Linked DNA regions of Homo sapiens: region 1 is linked to region 2. Evidence: read pairs that join two places in POLR2A ChIA-PET (ENCODE). Cell type or tissue: Caco-2. All regions are shown on one strand.

Region 1 (2,500 bases), 160 kb before region 2:
ATCCAACTATGGGAAACAGACTCAGAAAATAATGAAAGTCTTTTCCAAGAATAAAGGAGAAGAAACTTGTCTAGCCTCAAGACTAGAGAGCTAGAGTCAGAATGGCTCCTAAAAGGAAAAGAGAAGAATCTGTTTGGATAAGACAGTGTGGAGCAAGAAGCATAATTTCACGCTGTGTTGGGGTGAATCAAAAATGATAAAGCGTTCAAGGAAACATCAGAGAGCCAACAAAGACATGGAGTTGTCCGAAAGCTTCTGCCAAACCTAAGAAAGTGGATTGAAAAGAAAAATCTTCAGCAGCCGCAGTCCCCAGAGAAGGCCCCAGCCTGACATTGCACAGCGTCTCAGGGCGCATTTGTATTCCAGCCTGCACTGGGGAGTTTAGTGCCCCTGGAGCTGTGTCAAGCAGTATCAGTGGACACCAAGTCCATCCAGCCCCAGAAGATTCTCAGGAAAAAAAAAAAAAGCTTCAGATCCCTTAACTCACCAAACGAGACACTTGTTAGAGCACCTTCTATATAAGAAAGTGGACTTGCAATGAGAATGAGCAAGACATAATAATAAACAATAATACTCCGAATGGTAGTGAGATACAAGGCACGTGGTTTGAAACACAGACCGTGGAAGCCATCTCTGGTGTTGTTCTGCACGCACCTCCCAATCCCCAAAGGAAAAACATCATTCTTCATCCAAGTACCTTCGAACACCAGTTCACCTGGGCTTCTCCAATGTCAACACGCACCTGTGGGGTTGTGCTGAGCACTGACAACGTCTTCCTAAGAGTGGGTCTCACCACGACTGCTGGAGGTGTGGAAAACCAAAGGGGAGGTGCATTGCCCAGAAATCCATCTCCTTCTCTGCTCCACCCTCTCCCTGCATCTGGAACTGCAGTTCATGAGGAAGAAACAAGAGGGCTGTTGGCTTCAAAGATGCAGGTGTGGGCAGGGTCCTCCTCAGGCAAGGGAAGAATAAAGAAGGAGCCCTTTGCTCTCTCTTTGAACTGCGAGAGAGCTGGCCCACCTCATTCCCTCACCCCACACTGAGAGCAGCTTCACAAAGGTGCCCTGAGAGATTAGAAAGGAAGATCCTGGCTGGACAAGTGGCTCACACCACCACGCCAAACCTATTTCACAATTTCTAGAAGGGACTTGGACACCTTCGAAGGAGTCATAGAATACAAGCAGGCTTCTTTGGGGGAAATTTTGACATTGCGGCCATCAGAATTTGCTACTTCAGCTCAAATTCTGGAATTTCTGTTTCCCCTTAGAAACAAGTCAAGTCTCCCTTAGAGAAGGAGGAAAATCAGTCTCATTGCATCCCAGTCATGAGACCCACCACTGAGGTCCGCTCAGCTGTCTCCCTGCACCCTCTGCCCAAGCCTTTCTCAGCTCAGTCACCTTCTTCTCCCTTCTTCCTCTACAGTCTATATTAGCAAACTAGAGACCCTCGCTGGTCTTATCCCCCACCTCTTGGTTAGGCGCAAGATGGAGCTACCTGAGGTGGAGCAGGCGTCAAGCCATCGTACAATGAAAGGGACAAGGGCAGAGCAGATGGGCCATACAGGGCGTCTATGCAGACTATCTGTAAGGCGTCTCTGCTTCTTAGCCTCTCTGTAAGGCCAGGGGAACGCCAGCCGCAGAGGAGACCACCCGGGTGAACCGTCGTTCTCCGTCTTTTGTCTTCCCTCGCCTGCGCTCTAGTGGGGAGAAAAAATAGACAGCGAGGACAGCAACAGCCAGCAAAACCCAGCAGCAGAAATAAGGCTCCGAGCCGAATAAGAGTCAAACCAATGGTGGGGGGCGGCCACACTGATGAGAATTGAGGGGAAAGACTATTGTGTCCCCTCGTTTTCACATCTTTGCTAGTATTGTCCATTGTTATTATACCAGCTCAAACTATGACACAAATAGTAGGCATCACACTTCTTGTAAGTCTATAAAGGAAACATGTATCATCATTGCAGCAAGGCCTATTTTAGAAAAGAAATTTTTTTTTGTAAATAAATAAAAGTCCACACTTTCTAGACTGACTTTGTTTGCATGCTCAACCAATACTTTACACTGCATACCCCCAGTGGAGCGGACAGCTCCATCCCAATGCTCGTTGTCTGTAATTATCAGTAAAATTTATTGCCAGATTCCTCATTCCAGGCCATAAAAGGAGCTAGGCTTTCCCTTAAAACAGACTTCTCACTCTTCATTAAAACTTAGAAATTAACTTTATTCACTCCTACATTTAGATGCTAAGAAATATATTTTAGATCTTAACACTTTCAAACATAGGTGTAAACATTTAAAAAAAACTACTAATCCTAAACATATTCCTAAGTATGTATAGTATTTTTTCTTTTCAGCTGTTGTAACAATTAATTTATTATTCAATGGATTAAGTGGGTGACTACCCTCGACTCACATTGATTAATTACTGAACCACATTGCTCCTAGCTTTCAATTCTAGCAAAAGGCTTAATTATGTTAGTGTTCATTGTAACAGCAGGTGG
Region 2 (2,500 bases):
CATTTCTTCTTCCTTTCCTTTTTTTTTTTTTTTTTACATTTAGTTTATGAGTCTTTAAGCAGGACCTCTTAACCCATTTATGCCTAGTGTTCCATTATTGGAACGCTAAGCATGTGGGAGTTATTTATATCCTATTGCTCAAGGTCATTGCCAAGGTCTGATGGCAAAAATTCAAAAAATTGCAACCTCTGGCATAAATGGGTTAATGCTTCTTTGCTCAGTTTCAAAGGCTAGATTGCTCAGTTTCAAAGGCTAGTGTTTTTGTATCCTTTGCCTGAATTCAGTAGTGCTTTGAAAATGATCGAAGTGTTTCATATCCCCAGTTCTCAAATTATAATAATGAAGTTTTCAAATGAAAATCCTAGGATTGTTTTAGGTTCTGTTTGCTCCATTCCACTGTGGGATACAAGTAGAAATTGGGACATTCATCCAATAAAATGTCACTGGGGAAAAAAATTTTAACTACACTTCAAAATGATTCCTCTTTTTGTCCTTTAAAATTTTTATTGACCAAGACAGATTTCAAAATGTTTTCTCTAATACCCCAAAGTGAAACTTTGATTGAGGTTTTCAGGAAATTCCAGGGATCAAGTATGTCACCCGGACTTTGGTTTCCAGGTTTCCCAAAGCCTTGAAATTTCCCTACAGTCTAATTGCTGTTTATTGCCACAGACCTTCATCCTTTTTCTTTTGTAACATTTTCCATCTTAAGAAGGGTCGTCCCATTCGGCCGAGGAGCGTGTTGTCTGAGTAGCTGAATGGAATTACTACCAGTGGAAACTATGCTGCAAGAGAGGTTGATAAAGCAGCTGTGAAGCAAACCTCAGCTGTTTTTTCCATTCTCCCCAAGCAAAGTTAATTAGCATAGGGAAAATGACTAAGGTGTTGACGTCACCTCTTTCCAGTAGAAACTTACACTTTGTCCCTGTCTGCCTGCAAGCATGCAGGACTTGACTCAGGAATTTGCTGTCCAAACAGGATGCTGTGGAAGCTGCACTTTTTTTTTCCCCAGGGAGTGGGGGCTGGCCCTTACTGCTTTATAAGCACCAGCTCAAGAAGGAACCTACAGCCTCTTGGAAAGGAATCTCACTAGGGGCTTGACTGCGTGGGTCTGTAGCGCTTTCACTGTAAGAAAGCAAGATGCATTTTAGAAACTTTAACTACAGTTTTAGCTCCCTGATTGCCTGTGTGGCAAACAGTGATATCTTCAGCGAAAGTGAAACCAGGGTAAGGCTTCTAATATAACGTGATTTTCTTTAGTTTTCAAAGCATTATGCTAACTGGGACTATTAACTGAATACTTGGGAGAATGTGGCTCTCTTGTGGGTTTGGGGGTTTTGAAAGAAATCCAAAGTCTTTCGAGCCTTGAAAATCAAAAGCTGTTGCCTGAGGAATTAACTGAGGAAGGAATTTCTAAAGATCTCAATATTTGACAACATCCAGGCCCCTGAACCAACTCACTAGGAAGGCGAGAGTTGGGGCATCGTGTGTTTTTCATTCTGTGTATGTTGTAAGTGAACTTTTCAGAAAGAGGCCTCTTCTGACAGTGAATAGTGTTTTACTTTTGTAGCCAGCGTTGTGAATAATTTCATTTCGTCTTAGGAAATAAATGTTATAAAGATATTTGTATGTTTGTAGTAATTATGAGGGCCTGGCCTCAAGCTCCCAGATTTCTCTAACAAGAGAAAATGCCGCCAGAGCAAATAATAAAACTGGAGAAATTAAGTGTGAGATCAGTGTGCCTCCTGGGCAGCAGCTCTCTTTGATGGTGATTAATATAATCATTTTAATCACTACACTTTTCTTCTTCATTTGATTAAAATGTAAGTTTTTTCATCAGCAGCTATCCGGCTAATTGAGCTTTAATAATACTGTATAGGAATGAATCCTGTATGCTCTATTTGAGGGGTGGTATTTGTGCCTGGTGGTGTTATATGCTTTATATCCAAAGCCATATTGGGACATGCGAAGGTTTCTTTTTTTAAAAAAAATCAAATGTAACTCCATAATTGTATATAATGCTTATGGGCTCGCACCATAGTGTTTGGACTAGATTGCAGAGCACATTCTATGTTTTTAAAGTACTACAAAGTGAGTTCACTTAACATGAGCCTTATGTGAGTAAAATCACTATTTTTTAAATGAAGTAGAGATGCCATCCAAAAGCTATAATAACTAGGTATCAGTTATTAGAACAAATAAGATTCTTTTATAAGAGAAAGGCATCATAGTAATCTAGATTTTAAAGATAATGTGAATTCTCTTTTGTTCTGGTCCTAAGCCCTGAACCTGTATTCTAAAAATATTCTTCAAAGTCATCTCTCCCAAATTCTGAATCATAACTTCAAAACTAAACAGTGGGTCACAGTGCCTATTGATGAGGTCATACAAAATTCCAAATGTACGAAGACACACTTTTGCCAGAAACTTGCCCGTGCTCAAGAGAGGTGGGGAAAAAGAGTGAGAGGCGGCCAGATGAACTCTACCGTCCGCCAGCTCC

What was found. Peaks named below come from ENCODE experiments on the same cell type or tissue, not always from the same donor. Only the 100,000 strongest peaks of a DNase experiment are listed, where the experiment ranks them.
Region 1: POLR2A ChIA-PET joins it to region 2 with 5 read pairs; 2 of 35 experiments call an interaction of 5 or more read pairs at or near these places.

Annotation. Positions count from the first base shown.
Region 1 is chr21:34,687,563-34,690,062 of GRCh38, reverse strand. All of the region lies in intron 1 of CLIC6 (chloride intracellular channel 6), which reads right to left. Among named protein-coding and RNA genes, the nearest start is that of CLIC6, 20 kb to the right of the region's middle. In Caco-2, no CTCF peak of the experiment used is centred here; no DNase peak of the experiment used is centred here.
Region 2 is chr21:34,525,390-34,527,889 of GRCh38, reverse strand. The region is part of intron 1 of RCAN1 (regulator of calcineurin 1); the gene reads left to right. Among named protein-coding and RNA genes, the nearest start is that of KCNE1, 14 kb to the right of the region's middle. In Caco-2, no CTCF peak of the experiment used is centred here; a DNase peak (open chromatin) is centred at 979; H3K4me3 peaks cover 1,459 bases.